Regions from separate parts of the Mus musculus genome. Here region 2 is linked to region 1. A link is a loop called in an ENCODE intact Hi-C map of the cell type or tissue named here. Cell type or tissue: gastrocnemius. All regions are shown on one strand. Each heading gives the region's core, and the rest is flanking DNA. Links, peaks and the distances in the headings are about the cores only. Region 1 has its middle 9.7 kb from the start of Gm22521. Region 2 has its middle 160 kb from the start of Gm41333.

Evidence for each region. Peaks named below come from ENCODE experiments on the same cell type or tissue, not always from the same donor. Only the 100,000 strongest peaks of a DNase experiment are listed, where the experiment ranks them.
Region 2: a loop joins it to region 1, with 2.5 times the contacts of the local background. A loop is called at or near these places in 1 of 42 quality-filtered maps.

The regions. Positions count from the first base shown.
Region 1 is chr15:62,798,530-62,807,231 of GRCm38, reverse strand. No RefSeq gene overlaps it. Among named protein-coding and RNA genes, the nearest start is that of Gm22521, 9.7 kb to the right of the region's middle. In gastrocnemius, for the core only: a CTCF peak has its summit at 4,247 (motif pointing right); a DNase peak (open chromatin) is centred at 4,250; H3K27ac peaks cover 1,493 bases.
Region 2 is chr15:62,499,943-62,508,644 of GRCm38, reverse strand. No RefSeq gene overlaps it. Among named protein-coding and RNA genes, the nearest start is that of Gm41333, 160 kb to the left of the region's middle. In gastrocnemius, for the core only: no CTCF peak of the experiment used is centred there; no DNase peak of the experiment used is centred there; H3K27ac peaks cover 755 bases.

The DNA of each region.
Region 1 (8,702 bases), core at 559-8,558:
TGAGTGTGCATGTGCACTTGGGAAATAGATAAAATCTTTGTACCGGGCATCATGCAGCACATTATATAATACTATGTCTGTCTGTCTATCTGACTGTCCATCTGTCTATCTGTCTGTCTGTCTGTCTCTCTCTCTCTCTCTCTCTCTCTCTCTCTCTCTCTCTGTGTGTGTGTGTGTGCATGCACACATTCATCTTACTCATCTTTGTGTTTCTCTCTGTGCTGATCACTATCTCATGAATCTTTTTGGCAAAGGAAGGTAAGTTTAATGATGGAGACATGTTGTGCATGCCTTGACAAAGGTTTCTTTATTTTTCTTTATTTTTTATTGGTTATTTTATTTATTTACATTTCAAATGTTAACTCCCTTCCCAGTTTTCCCTTTACAAGCCCTTCCCTCCTGCTTCTATGAGGGTGTTCCCCCACCTATCCACCCACTCCCTAGCATTCCCCTATACTGGGGCATCGAGCCTTCACAGGACCAAGGGCCTCTCCTTTCCCATTGATGCCCAACAAGGCCATTATTTGCTATGTATGCAGCTGGAGCCATGGGTCCCTCCATGGGTACTCTTTGGTTGAAAGTTTCTTTTTAAAATTGAATATCATTCATTTGTCTTGTGACAGATTGACGCATGGAAATGATGCACCTTGGGCATATGCATCTTAACTGTTCTCTCCTACTTACCCCAGATATGCCCAACTATTCCTTCCCAACTCCCCAAGGTATCCATTCCCAGTACTCTCTTCTCCCCACTTCACACTGTCTCCTTAACCCCCTGATCTCAGTGGGTTCTGGCTGTTAGAATGTAGACCCATTGTGTTGGCTTGATCATTTGCAGTGAGTTCATGAGTACAATGTCCACATCATGTCCTAAAGACAGCATTTTACAACACTATTTCCTATCCTTTAACTTTATATATTCTCTCTGTCCCTCTCCTACGATCTTACTTGAGCCTTGAGAATGGCAGTACAGATGTCCCTCTTCTTGTTTAGCATCCAGTAGAAATTTATCTTCAGCAATTTGACCAGTTGCAAGTCTCTACTTTGACCACTGCTCTCCACATAGAGAAGCAATCTCTGGACAAGGATAAAGGCAACCATAGGTTATGGGTATAAATGTAAATACTTAGATGGCAATTTGACAGCATGTGGTTTAGCAAAATAAGAGTAGTAGGATCCTTCTTCTGTGACCTTCTGAGCCATAGGCTTTTGACAATGTTTACAGTAGCAGGCCTGAATTCATTCATTCATTACATTTGGAAGCCTCAAATCCAATCCAAATGTCATATGTTACTCCTATAACCTTCATGTCACTATTGTACCAGCACACACATCTTAGCTAGTAGGTCTGTAGATTACAGAGTTGGCAGCAGGAATACCATTGATTTTGTTTTCTCCCATAGTGGCCTGCATAGCATTACAGATATTAGCGAATTAATAGGAAGTTATGAGGTTAGTTCCAGACTTGCTTTTCTATGTTCTACAACAGAAGTATATTGTATCTTTGGCAATATACTCTCCCTATTTAGTTCTGATTGGCAACCAAGAGCAGTGGCAATAGTTTATGTCATTCAGAGGGAACTCTAGGATCTCTCTGACTGATAACTCATGGTAAAATATCCCTGACATGGTACTAAGTTTTTAATTTAGTAAGTTGTGTCTTCTAGAGTAATCATTATGCCCTTGCAAGTATATGTGCATGCAAGTGCAAACTCCTATTTTATAAATTATATTTTAATGAGTTTATAAAAAGTGGGTTTCTATTGAGGTTTTACATATTTGTTTAGTGTTTTCCAAACTAATATCCACCCCTCCTCTTCCTTTACTTTCCCCCCCATATCCACTTAAAGTTTTAACTCCTATAATCTTTTCTTTTATTTTCATATCATATGTTTATATGTGTTCTACTATGTTCTCTCTAAATGGGGTTTCTTTCTTTCTTTCTTTCTTTCTTTCTTTCTTTCTTTCTTTCTTCCTTCCTTCCTTCCTTCCTTCCTTCCTTCCTTCCTTCCTTTCATCTTTTGGAAGAGGAGTGTTGAGACAGGGTTTCTCTGTGTAGGCCTGGCTGTCCTGGAACTCTGTAGACCAGGCTGCCCTCAAACTCACAAAGATCTGCCTGCCTCTCCACCCCTAGAGCTGGGATTAAAGTTGTATTCCATCACCATCAAGCTAAAGACGGTTTCTTAAGAGGTTCATTTAATGGAGTGTTCCTTGGATCCTGGGGTATACAAATGAGTCTGTAAGTAAAGAGCCAATGGTTGCTAATCTATATGACATGTTTGCTTTTGTTTCACATACTGAGGCTAGAAATTTCATGTAATCTGTCAATGATCATTTGAGGATTTAAGTCTGAAGGAGAATTCAGGTGGCAGTGTATTCTGGGTTGTGGTGGAGACCAAAGGGATGCTTAGAAATGAGAAAGGACCTCCCTATGTTACATTGTCTATAAAAGGAGAGCTCACAGTCAAGAAAGGTTTTACAAGTCTAGCCTTCCCCTTACTCTGACTTCTAAGGATCATCATAACCTTGCTCTGGGGACAGTCTCTCAGGGCTCATCACTCTCTCTTTGCTTAAATGGACTGCTTCAGGAGCAATAATGATGAAGTCTGACCACATTGCCAAGTATACTGAGCGAAAAGCTTTCCCCTCACAGCCTGATGCTTTCAAAAATCATAGACATGTCATATATAACAGTGGTTATTCCTGGAGTATGTGGCTTTGTGGTATGTGGTATGGGATAGATGTTTCAAATAATAACTATTCTGAGAATATACTCGAAGAAGAGAAGCAGTTGAGACTCAGCCAAATCAAAAGATATGTGCAAAAATCAGTTTATCTAGAAACCAACAATGCTCCACACTTCTCATTTATAAAGCACTCCTAGACCTAATATGCATTGTACATCAGCCTAAAACAAACACTTTCTAAGGACCCTTGTCAGCTGGATGAACTACCATAGGAAAAAGAGTAAAGCACAGAAGACTCATCTATACTCCTACAGAGGGACATGAAAACACTCTGCCATTCGGTGGTATTTCTGTCTAGTAGTCTCAGTCTGGAAATCTGCTCTCTAAAGAAATTTCAAAAGTAGTTTCTCTTGAAAAGTAATTAGGGAGCCAGATTTTTTAATGCTTTCCATTTATTTGTAGAAAGAGAGTGTTTTTTTAGTTTACTTACTTATTATTATTTTTCAAACGTGCTCATTCCCAGTTTCCTCTCTGTAAACATCTCATTCCATCTTCACTTTCCTTTGCCTCTAATAGGGTACTCTCCCACCCACCTACCCAATCCTGCCTCACCTCTTTAGCACCCTCCTTCGATGGTACAACAGGCCTCCAGAAGACCAAGCATCTCTGCTCCTGTTGATGCCAGATAAGGCAATCCTCTCCTACATATGTAGTGGGAGCCATGGACTTACCCATGTATACTCTTTGCTTGGCTTGGTCCCTGGAGAGACCAGTTAGTTGATACTGTTTTTTTCCCCCTATAGGGTTGCAGTCCCCTTCAGCTCCTTCAGTCCTTCCATAACTTTATTTCTTATACAGTATGTCTGAAATATTTCTTCCATTTGAGGTATTGATTAACTACTTTTCAACATGAAAAAAAAAAACCTTAAATTCCTTAGATGTCAATCTTCTAAAGGTAACTTAAACATCACAGGCGGGGAGAGTTAGTATATTACTGAAGGCAATGCACTGAAGTTGGGGCTCAAGATACCCAACAGAAATGACTGTTCTGTTCCTAGCATCGCTTCGGTTCTATATTTTCGTCAGCTTCTGTACCAGTTTCCTATCAGATTCTTTTGTTTTTGATGAAAGCCAGCTTTGAAATTTTGCCATCCCAAATTACTTGGATACTTAACTGATTACTGAGAGGCAGTCAAATGGAAGTTGGTAATCTGTGCCAAATTACGAAGACAGTGATCAGAACTAGGGACACTCTCAGAACAAGGATGCTCCAAAGATCCAAAGAGCCGAGTTACCTTTTCTAGAGCTAAGGGTTTGGATTGATCATTTTCAAATGACTGAAGAAATGCTTTGTTTAAAAAGAAAAAAAAAAAACAGTAAATTGAGCATAAAGGTAGAATTTAGGTGTCCTTGTGAAACAAGAGAGACACCTGCTTTGGGAAAAACTGGAGAAAGAACCTCAAAGTCATAGGGAGGTTTAGAGCAAATGCTGTTTGGCATAGAATGGATGTGGTGAGTACCAACAGGCATGCTCCTACCTGTGGAATACAGACTGCTTGGCCACTTGGTGGAGGTGTTGGAGAAGGTATTATGTATCACCATAGAGTTGAGCTCTGTGACCTGACAGTGCCTTTGAACTCTGAAATATTATAAGCCTACAAATTTAAATCTAGTCTATTCTGGCTGAGGAGCTTTGCAGGGTAAGGTGGAACTTTCAGTAAAAGAAAAACAAAATCCAAAGAAATGGTCTTTAATACCAAAAGACTAGAATCACTGAATGTTGTAGCTAACACAGAACTTACCAGAGGTCTCCTCAACTGCCCCTCACTCTAAAAATGCTCATGCACAGGCCTTGAGAGTTTAAATGACCTAAGCAAACTGACATCATGTGGGAGTTCAGATTTCAAATGAGAGTTGAGATAAATATACATATGTTCCACAGAACTCTTCCAGGAAACTCTATTTTAAGAGAGCTGTAATAATCCACTCTTCCAATATTTTGTTTACATATAAAGCACACTTGGCTCTTTTTGTTCAATTTGTCAATGATTCATGATAATCAAAGGGTTGAAAAGCTCATTGGAAATTGTCTTTACGTCCAATGATACCTTTACGTTTCTGAGAAAAGTTTAGGAGCTTGTGCAAGCTTGTTTTTTCTCCTTCTGTAACAAGACAGTCTAAGAAAAACAAACTTAGTGGGTGGGTGAAAATATTTGTTTGATTTATACTTCCAGGGTATAGTCCATAATTGAGTAAAGTCAGGGTAGAAACTGAAGCCATAGAGGAGTACTACTTACTGGTTAAGTCTCTGGCTTCCTCATCTGCCTAAGGATAGTGCCATTCACTGTACTGGATTTTCTCATTCTGATTATTAACCAAGACAATCTGTCACAGATAAAACAACAGACTCACTCACCTGATGCAAGGAAATTCTTCAGTTTCAGCGTTTCAAGGTGAATTTAAGTGCTATTAATAAAAATAATAAACAATAAACTAAACAGGACAGGAGTGGATCAGTAAATTAGCAAGATTTTTAGAATGGCTCCAGACAATCATTCCTAAATTTGCCTGGAAAGACAATTTGTAGGGTCCTTAGGGGGGATTGAAATGAGCTTGAAGAATCTGATTACAGGTAACAGTCATCCTCTCTTGGCATACAGCCAACCTAAAAGCCTTTGAATAACTTCCCATACTCACAATGGGGTAGAGGATGGAGGCTGTACCAGCGATTTCTCATTGTGAGAGCTTTGAGAAAAGTTCCTACCACAAGCACCTTTGTGGATTTGTAAAACAGCCAAAAGCAATCCAAATAACCGTGATGGGATAATCCTGGAAATATCTTTAAAACACCAACTTTGAAATAAATTGAGAAGATTACACAGAGTCCTAAAAGTCTCCACACTAGAGGGAAATGGTCAGTCTGTTCTGGGTCCCCTAGTTCTAATGTGAGTTCACATCTATAGGCACTGAACTCCTGAATCCAATGCTACTTATACTAACTTACTCAGTGAAAGCAGATAGTTCATTAATAATCAGCATGTGTAGAAGCCTGTCACATGGCAATGACCAAGGCTTGTGTTTCTCATCGGGAGGAAGGACAGAGACAATCCCGGGTAAAACATAAGTGTATCTCTTTGAACTCTCTGATCAGAAGGAAATAACACATTTTCAAATTTATCTTTAAGGTTCTAATATAGATTTGATTGATATCTTCTATAATTCATCCAGGTTTTTCCCATGATATACCATACACTCCACAATTTAAAGCTGAACTGTGATTCTGGGACATTCCATCATTATAGGCACCTATAAACTGGTTGTTTCTTCTCCTGCAAATACACCCACTGACAGTGGTATAGATGTGTGAATGTGGAGTATACAAGTCAAAGTATAATTTTAGAACTGTATCTTTCACATTAGTAAGACAATTTACTTCACTTAACCAGGATCCAATTTGTTTAACTAGAGAGAAAGTGTCTTGCTTTGGTGAGCAATGCTGCCCCAGAATACATGAGTTGCTAAATGACAGTCTCAGCACCAGGCATTCAAAAGCAAGGCAGGCTAATGTCATTGCCTAGCATAACTAGATTGCAAAACCTTTGGTTGAATACACGATATATTTCAGATGCAGTACCTAGAGAAATAAACCTTGAATGACCATGAAACTGTTTTCCTGTTGGTCAGCTTACATAGTGCCAGAAGATGCTGTGCAGGCTGCTGAGGACAGAGGGGGAGGGAAAAAGAGGAAGAAGAAGAAGAGAGAGTGAGCATACATATAAGATGCCTATAGCAATGTTTGCTATGTGTATGTATTTAATGCCAGTTGACATTATCAACATATTATTTCTTTTTGTTTCTTTCCAAAAATTTGAGAAATCACTTGAATAAGGCTAAGTGAAAGAGACCTGTAGCAGTTGAAAGCGCTGGGGATTCAGTCAAGGTTTTAGCTCTGGGAAGATTTACCAATTAACTCTAGACTGGCACCAGAGTTACATGTATTCCTGCTTAGACCTGCTCTCCTGTAAAATATCATGGAATATAATTACATGCTTTAATTGAATATAACACCAGTTAACTTAGTGAGTAATTTTTGCAATATGTGTAATGTTTTCTGTCACTCCCTATTCTTTTCAATGCAGCTTAATTTAGCCCACAGCTTTCTACCACTACAAGCTTTAGAAATGGGTTTTCCCCAGTCTCTGTGTTTGTGCTTAATTGCATCTTTATTTCTTTGAGAAAGGAAGGGAAATGGAGAAAGGAAAGGGGATGGGGAGGAATCACAGCACACCTTAACATTACTATTGCTTATAACTTTTGCTTTTAAGTTTGGGTAATTAAACTCAATAAAGGTTATATGAATATATACTCTAGAGCAGAGAGAAATAATCAATGAGGAGAGAAAAGAAGAATAAAAAGAAAATTCTTAAAGACCTCTAGATTCAGCAAGTTGCCCTAAGTCTTTAGGTTCTTAATGCTGAGAAGGCCGGGACAACAGGTCCTGCCTCCAAAACACATCATCTTTCATGTCTGTCAATTTCCTGCACACCCACACTGCTTTCACATAAATGGGGACTTGAAACTTTTAGTATCACTTGAGAAGAAAACCTCCTAAATAATAATAATGAAATGATCAGGAATAAACGTCCAACTTGAATTAGTATTCTAGCTTACATCTAATTCCCTTGTTACAGACATGTTTGCTTACTGAGATTTAAAGACATGCAAAATGGTCTTTATGTTTTCTTTATATTCAGTGGTCAGTAAAAGAAAGTCAAACAAACTAGAACAGAACAAGTTCTTAACTTTTAGTGGAAAATTTCATCCTTTCCTTAATTTTGAGTGGTATTGAACATCTTAAATTCAAATTTGTACAAAGGAATCCATACTAAAACTTAACATTGAAAGAGTGTATCTTTTATCTTGGAAATTAAACAGCAAACTTCCTCCAGAGCCAAACTATATAATCTACAGACAAGTTCTTTTTTGATCTATTCAATGTGAGTGGTAGATCCTTGTCATTTTACAATTTGTAAAGAGTGTTACGGTTTGTAAAGAGCTTCTTAGGACAGGGAGGCAGGAGTGGGTGGATGGGTGGGGAACACCCTCATAGAAGCAGGGCAAGGGGATGGGATAGGGGGCTTCAGGGGGCCAGAGATAACATTCAAAATGTAAATAAAGAAAATATCCAAGAAAAAAGAAAAAAGGAGTTTCTTGTCTGAGAAGGGCTAAGAGATAGGCTGGCTATGACACATCATAGGTACTAGCGAAGAGAGATGAAATAAAGCTCTTGGAACATGAGTTGAGGAGCAATTACACAAAGGTCATTGCCAATATTAGAAATGAGCAAACCAAAACTAGAGTAATTAGTTCTAGTCCACATTAAAACTACAGATAGATGGCTATGGTCAAGATCAAGATGGAAGAAACACAGAGTGATGTGACATTCCATACGAGTCAAGGAAAGTACAAGAAGAAGGAATTCAAGACGATTTGAACTTGAAAATGTGATATATAATACAACTTGGGAAAATGAAAGTCTTTTTTTTTTTTTTTAATTCTCCTTTGGCCAAGAATCATGACTACAGAACCTCCCTTGAGAGTGGGGTTTGGTGAGTCGCCTGGACAGCAGGACTGCTGGCAAAAGTTTTTTGTAAACCTCTCCTTAGGACTGGCTCTGGATAAGTTTGGCAAACAAAAATCACTGTAATAGTAGACCCCAGCCCTCGAGGAATCTATTTTTAGGTGTTATTTCTCAACTATAAATTTTAATCCATTACATTTTATATTATATTGCCTGCAAATAAAACTTCCCTAGGGCTTATATACACATACATACATGTATATGTATATCTATTTATACATATATGTCAATAAACACCAACACTAATATTATTATCTATATTCCCTACTTGTTTTACCCTGGTTATATTCCACCATTGAAGGAAGTCAAAGTAGGAACTCAAGGAAAAAAGACCTGTCTTGCTTTCTAACTCACTTATTAACAGGCTAATATTT
Region 2 (8,702 bases), core at 506-8,505, 300 kb after region 1:
AATTTCTGTTTTGGAGAACAGTAATCTATCCCAGATACAGCTTCTAGTCCAGAAAAACACGCAGCTATTTTGAGCAGTTGAAGAAGAGTGGTATGCTAAGTGGAGCTCCCAGATAAGGATGCCTAAGGTGAGCTTCTACTGGAAGACAGTACAGATTCCAGACTTTGATGACCATTCCCCAAGAAAAAGATCCAATGATGAGGAACCAATTTTATACTGTGTTCTAGAGAGTCACAATGGGGAATGAAGGAAGGGGAAAATATCCAGTTCCTTCTATGGAGAATGCTTTCTTGTTCTTCATAGGTAATGCCTGCCTGGGGCTATACAGGAGAGTGTATACATAGCTGAGAATGGAAAGAAGTTGGGAGAGACGGTGCCTCTTGTCACATTAACAGGGACTGTGCAGATGGCAGTACCCTAGACTTAGAACTTTTGTTACACACCAATGATGGAGTTGGAGGGATGTATATGAGGCAGGCAATGACCTCATGAGGATGTTTTCAACCATCTCCTGAAAGAGATGAAGACCATAGGAAACTCTGAGACACAGGTCACAGGTAATTCTCAAAGAATGGAAAAGCCATCTGGATCACCTCCAAGGCACTAAGAACCATCTCAAATATGCCTCCTTTTCCACAGAGTTTCCAAATTATTTGTAGTGGAGTCAAATGACATCCAAGAAACAAACTTCACCTCCTGGCCAAATCGATCTATTGTTCCCAGGTAATGACAACAGAGGGCATGAATCTCCAAGGGATTCACTTTTGAGAGGCAAGGGGGAAGGGCTTCAGGGAAGTGGCACTTGGGTTTGTCTATAGCTCCAATTTCCTTTCATGAATATTTCATTTAATCCGGTATTAATCATTGAGTAGTAATGGCTGTCTCCCCTGTCTCTGTCACTCAAGCAGTCTTTCCTGTCTCTTTTCCTTGTCTCTGTTCTGCACCTTTTATTATTTTTTTCTATATACAATTGTGATTTTTTCTTTCTCCTCTCTTTTCTGTTCTCTACTGTTCTCTTCATAGTCTATAACAAATTAGAAGCTGTCTGCCCTCTGTTTTATGCACACACACACACACACACACACACACACACACAATCTTCATTTCGCTTACCCAGTTACTCCATCTTTAATCAGAAAGGTGTCTAAATTCAATGATTTCTCACTTCCATGCCACATGGACAAAGGTGTCTGGAAGATCTTTACAAGTACAGCAGGGCCCAGGAGGATTCTCAGTGTTTCTGTCAATTACAACTACATAGAAGCCTTGCATGAACTCCTGGCTAGGGAGCTTCATTTTACACAAGATAAGAAGACTCTAGTGGGGACAATTCTACTTGGAAATATATGTTCAGAAGCCTCTGTTCACTTATTAGGTACAAGAGGGCATTTCTCATAGCAAACTCTGTCAATGTGTCAATTGATAAAATCAGGCCAGGCCGCAGGAAGGGGATTCAGAAAAAGTTGAAACTGAATGGCTTTCTTTCCTCTCAGGAAAAAGGGGAAGTTTCTTTGTATCTCTGTATACAAAACCCATTTGACTTGTTTCCAATATTATCTTCCTTTATATTCTATACACAGAACCAAATTCCCCTCCCAGCTCATGCCAAGCCTGTGTGTTCAAATAATATTAAATATCCAGAATCTTCTTTCACCTCTATCTTATCAAATTAAGTAATGTACATTACATTAGCATTAGTGTGTGATTTAAAATTGTTTTCTTTGTTAACGTTATTCCCCAAATTTTCCACTATAAATATTATAATCAAAAAATGTTAAGTTAATGGCCAACAGACATTTCGTAAAATCTTTGTAACCCAGTTTCTTCCCCTAGTCCCCAGTGAAAACAACCTCCCATTAACCTCTGCCTTCCCAGAATTATCAAGATCTTTCTGTATCTTTAAAGTGATTATTTTAGCTTTTAATTGGAGGTCTTCATGCTTACAGTTCATGTAACTTTCGTATCTTGGTAAATATAGACAACTGCTTCAATTTTAGAAGTGAAGAAAAGTAGACTTGGAAAGGCCCATGATATGTCTGTGTTCATAAATTTAAGCCAGAGGCAAACCCCAACACACATACACACACATACACACCATCTCATCTAGATTGTCTAATCCTTGAGTTGACATAGTGGCCACAGAACTTTTCTCAACAGCTCCACTGAAATCCAAAGGTGGATAGTATAGTCTACCAGAGAGCAGATCAAGTGCTGAGCCTAGGTGTTTCTGGATTATTAATGCTATAGAATGAGCAAAAAATTTGAAAGTAGGGAATCAGTAGTTATAGCACTACTCTGCCAGAGGTAAGTCATCTTATTTGCATTTAACTTTTTGTTTAAACAGAAAAGTAGTTCACAGGTTAAGGAACTATATTTCCTTATCTAGGATAAGAGACTCTAAAACCAAAGTCATTCAGCCAATCAACAATCCCTCCAGCCCAACCTGGATCAGAACACAGACAGTATGACTCCAGCCCAAAGGTAACTTTCTGCTATACTCTCAGAGATATAGTGGCCCAGAGCCTCTATACTCCACTCTACAGACCTCATGTCCTCTTGTGTTGGCGCTGTGTGTAGAATGAGATTGCAGGGTCACTGTAGAAAACTGTAGCTGTCTCTCCATCTAACTCTGGGCATGTGATCATTATCCAACAGTATCAAATGTAAAACAAGGGGTTAGAGAAATTGCTCTGGAGTCAAGAATTCCTGCTGCTCTTGTAGAGGACTAGAGTTTGCTCCCAGCACTTCTATCCAATGGGTTGCAACTACCTGTGACTCCAGTTTCAGGGGACCCTATATTCTCTTCTGGTCTCTGAGGATAACCTCATAGGTAAATGCATTTACACAACACACACACACACACACACACACACACACACACACTAAAATAAAATAATCTTTTTAAAGGCAGACATGTTTTTAATTTATTATTAACCATATTTTGAAAAAGTAAAATGAGACAGGTAAATTTATTTATGATATATTTTACTTAATCCAATATACACAGAGTACCAGTATTGTAGCATCAAGACAAGATAAGAAGTTGTTAATGAAATATTTTAATTCTTATGTAAGTCCATCACACTGTCAACTAGGCACATTGCAAGCCCTCAACATGTAAGTGTTACACAGTCCAGCTTCAGGTATTAGGAGTCCTTCACACTCAAGTATTCCTGTGACCACCTGCTATTGAATACAAACAAATGCTATTGTACAGCCATAACTTATCTGCCTTAGAGATTCAGGAAACATCAACACCTGACAAGCCAGATATATCTAGATCCTCAGCCTGCCTTCTGTGTGCTTGTTGAAACCCTTATAGGATATAGTTAGACTTCAATCTCTGAGGAAAAAATACTTTCTTCTTATTCCACATGTATTCCGATTGTCTTACAGAAAGCACAGGACTCTGCAGGCATTCAATATATATGTAATGAAAAAAATGAATAGTATTTGGACTTTCCCTTGGATTCTCTGATTTCCAGTCCCTACTTTTCCACTAACTAGCCCTGTGATCATGACCTTCTCCCATAAGTCTCCTCTGAATCTAATCTACCTTATTAGTAGCAACAATCTCTAGGCCTGTAGCCCCTGTGACCTCTCATGTGAATAACTCACACATTACACGAACATTTGCTGAGCAGATATGAGCAAACCTCTACTTACTCCAACTAGATCACCAAGGATACACCATAGGAGTGATGCCAACCAAGTCCAGCTGGGGGTAATCAATGAGCTCATTGCTTTTACTTATAGAACTGGATGCAGGGTTATTTGTAGCACTTGGGGTTACCCTCACACGGCTACATTACCACCAAACCCACCTCCATAATTGATGGCAACCTTATCAAACTGCATCATGGATTTCCTCTCATTTAACCTTCAGCTTCCTATATTTACAGGAACATTTTCCTGAGGTCGGTTGCAGATGGGGCAGGCATGCGGAAATATTGGGTAGAATTCCAGGTGAGGATCTTCAAATGGCCCCCTTCCACTATGTGGTGTTAGCAGCTCTATTACCAGTACCATAGACCTATTTCTGATACATAGCTATTACTATACCATTATTAAATAGTTGTTGATGTGTTACTATGCTTAGATTATTACCATGGCTACCTGGCCAAAGTTATCTTTAGTTCAAGATGGTGATGGAATGACTGTGGTAAACCAGAGGGAAACACACACACACACACGGGGGGAGGGGGGGAGAGGGGGAGAGAGACAGAGACAGAGACAGAGATACCCTGAGATGGATACCTGCTGAGTACCTGCTGCCCATAAGCACAGCTTGGCAAGATTTGTTCCTTTCTCCACATCTGAACCTCTATCTAAAAGCCATGGCCTGGGGTCCACAATTACAGAGCATCCTGCTGCATGGCATTTGCTCAGCATATGTAATCACCATGTTGGTGGCATCACCACAGCCACAGGAAATTGAAATTGCCTCTTTCAGGTCTTAATAGGGTGTTTCTCAGCCGTTTCTCATGCAGCTCCTAAGGGGAGGGCATCTCCTCGCCATGCTCAGCTCTTACATTAATAACAGGGGATAGTGACATGCCACTGCGCCCAATGCAGGGACAGCTGCATCTCTGTGAGCTCCACACTGTGTTCAGGAGCAGGCAGATGGGGATAGGATAGAACTGAGAGTATGGGCAAAGTGGCTGTTACACATGAATGGCATTTGCAGCTGAGACTTGCAAAAATATGAGAAAAGGCATTGTGAGCTTAGATTAGTCCCAAGCACTGTGAAAAACCAGGTGCTTTCCTGACAATCTCTGCAACCAAAAACTGCAAAGGAGGAAGCAGGAACTCTGGCAGAGCCTTCAGTGTAGACCAAAATTCTGAGCCAGCTTTCTGAGAATCTCTGTCTCCAGTACTAAAAGCAACAAAGTCCACACCACCCATTGCTGGCTCTCAGAACATCTTTCAGTACTTGTCCTATGTCCCAGACTCATTGGTCTAACTACCACTCCCTGAGGGGGCCATCATCTTTCAAGATGCATTTATTATTACTTATTTCACTTAATTTATTGACTTTACATCCCAACTGTGGTTTTACCTTCCTTCTCTCTTCCCAGTCCTCCCCCATCCCCTCCCACACACAGCCCTCACCCTAATCCACTCCTCCTCTGTTTCTCTTCAAAAAAAGAGGAGGCCTCTGATGGATATTAGCCAGTCCTGGCATATCAAGCTGCAGTTAAGACTAGGTCATCATCTCTTATTGAAGCTAGACAAAGCATCTCAGTAAGAGGAAGGGTTCCCAAAGGCAGGCAACAGAGTCAGAGATAAAACTCCTGCTCCTGCTGTTAGGAGTCCTACATGAAGACCAAGCCACACAACTGTAACATATGTGCAGAGGGCCTAGGTCAGGCCCATGCATGCTTCCTGCTTGGCAGTTCTGTTCAAGATGGTCTTAATTCATAAATGTTCCTTTCTCATCTTCCTGGTTACTAAACTCTACCCAGTCTTTAAAGATGACTTGGATACCACCTTCTTCCTAAAGCAGTCTTCTACCATCAGGACAAGCTGAGTCTAGATCTGTAATCTCTCTTCTCAGTTCTTTGAATGCCCAGTATCTCTTCTTTTCATTGTACTTGCCACCCTGAAGAGCCAGACCCAGTTTCTCATCCCCGCTGCTTCCTAAGCTCAGTAGTGAAAATTGTATCTTCTGTCTGCAGTTCTAACACACATGTAAATTGCTAATATAGAAAGCAGGGGAAATGGGTCTGTAGGAAAATGGTAAAGAAGTGTGGAAACAGTATAGTACTTGCCTCAATATCATGAAGGTTTGAGTTATAACCCTGTCGTGATGAGCATTGTGGAGGTGGAGATCTGTCAGTGGAGACTGGTGAGCTCCAGGCCAATGGGAGAGACCCGGTCTCAAAATAAGGTAGACTACTCCTGAAGAATGATACCCCAGGTTGTTCTTCGGTTTCCACACACACATATACACATATGTGTGGGCACACATAGACTTATGTTTACCTATACATACATACATACATACATACATACACCACACACTAAGTAAATGAATGTATGAATGAATAACATGGAGAAAGAAAGGAAGAGAAAACCCATTTACTGAATAATATATATGAGAGGCATGAGAATTGAACTCTTTTCACCAAGCTCACACAGTCAAGGCTGAATCCACAATGAGACAATGTTTTGAAATAAGGACTTTCAGGAGGTAATTAAGTTTGAGCAAAGTCAACTGGGTCCTGATCTAAGTGAACTACTACTCTTATGCCAAACACCAGAGGAAAGACAATAAGAAAACAAAAGAAGGGCATTGTCTACCCATTAAAAAAAAAAATCCTATAGACACCTTATCTTGAAGATCAAGTTTCAAAAATTGTAAAATAATACATTTTCAAGTTTATGCTAACATATTTATAGAGTTTTATTACACCAGACCTGCACTAACAAAGTGTATGATAGAAATCTTTAGCTGCATAACATGGTCATAGAAAGTGATAGGGGAAAAAAAAGAGAGGTTCATATCAAGATGTCTGCTCAGCAGAAAACCTAAGGACTGGAACATAGGAACCCCATAGTCCCCAGCTGTTCCGTCATCAGAGTTCTTCTAGCACGCAGAGTGAAACTCACACTCGTGGGCTATTTCCACCTAGATCCTGCGGGCTACATATATATTAAAACCAAAGGGTCCCTTTATAGCTGGACTCTGACCAGAATCATTATTCTGTGTTTTATCACCTGCCTAGCAGAGACCCAAGAAATAATGTTCTATGGCTTGTGGCTCAATGGACTCCTCTTGCTTTCCTCATGGCCTTCTCTAGGGATAGCACTCCCTTCACAGCGTGATAAGCTTCTTCTATTTCTTCTCATCCTCCATCAACATTTCCCCCCAAAAAATGTCTCTTGCTCTATTTAACTCTATCTTAGCTCTGCATGAGCTATTCTGAGCGAGCTGAATATAGGGGCTTTGTATAGAAGCTTCCTATTGGGGCTTCTTTTATAATCATCACCTGGATATATTGTCCTAGCAACCTGAAGAGGAAATGTTTTATTCCCATGTTCTAGAACAAGAAAGTAACATGATGGAGAAGAGGGGCTTGTGCCAACATACAACAGCTGGTAATGATGAAGCCACATCCTGTCTTCTAAAGCAAAGCATCCATTTTTGTGCCTGCCTCCAGTACTTAGGAAGACTTCATTCCCCTACCCCTCCAAGCCCTTCTGCCCCTGCTTGTAAGCAGTTCTTTTGAACCTAATGGGGCTCTCATCAGGTTTCTGAAGTCACCTCTGGAGAGGAGGCTGTCAAAGTTTCAACATAAAACCTGAAACATGATCTTTATGGGGAGAAATGAGAAACCTGTTAAGGAAGCTGGGGGGGAGGGGGTACGGTGTAGATGAGCAAGGTGTCCTGCAAGTGGACCCAGCAGGCCAGTCATAACTCAGGAATGCATCGCCTCATTTATCCCCTGACCAGGAGTCCACCGGGAGCTATTGCATAAGATGAGAGCATGGTCACTAGTTACCATGTGACTAGCAATCATAGATGCATGACAAAGCAGAGAGGAATGCAGCATTTGGCACACCGTTTAGAGGACAATAAACAGGTCCTAGTGAACTTGTGCATGCTCAAAAAGCACCCAGCAACTTGGTTAAAATGGGCAAGTCTAGACTATATCTCCTCCCTGTTAGCATGCTTGCTTCTACCCCTGAAAGGTCAAAGAAGGAACTCACTCATTAGTTTTCACTGCTTTAGGACTTAACATACTATTGCTAGAAGAAGCAAGTTAAAATCAAGTCACAAAGAATTTATTTGATCACCTATTGTGCTGTCATGCTGGGTACCAAATACACGATTGAAGTAAGACTTAAGCCTTAGGAAGCTTCACTATCTGAAGATAAACAGTCTCATTAGTAGTGACTAGTGTTTGGCAGGTTAAGGACAAAGGTTCTAGAAGGATCATATCCCAGTAATAATTACTATAGTTGTTGACCTATGAACCTAAGCACTTCCTAGCCTCTCTCAGGTCTTTTGTCTTCTGCCTCCTTCCAAGCCTACTTTCATTCTTATATTGTACTGGCGGAGCACTAACAAAGTCTTTGTCATCTCCTTGATCTAAGCACATACACCCTCATCATGTTTACATTCCCATCTCTAACTGGTTTCCAATGCATGGTCTTTACTGACAGTAAGTGTTCTAAAATAAACCATAATGTAGTAGAATGTACTACTATGACTGAGTAAAATCTTAGCTGGTTTTCTTTCTTTTCCTTTTTTAATGTTTTTAAGAGTCTTACATAACACATGTTGGTGTCAAATTCACTGTGCAACAGAGGTGATACTCAAACTCCTGATCCTCTTGCCTTTATCTTCCAGGTGCTAGAATTCTACGTGTGTGCTTACTGTGCTTAGCTAATTAAAAGCCCCCATTATCCTGACTGTACAGGTAAGGAAAGTAGACATATACAGACTTCTTACATTACTCAGCATCATGCTCCAAGAAGTCCAAACTTTAGGTCATTTCACTCCTAATGGAACCCAGAAAACAATGACTGAAGGTATGACTGTACAAGGCCAGACTATAGACTGGAAAATGTGCCTCTTTAGCAGTAGGATTATTTTGAGCTTGTTATTTTAAAGCATATAGACATGAGAGTAGTTCTTTAAAAAGTAGCTGCCTTCTTATAAGAAGAGCCACATCTATAGAGGAAGTTAACTTTGA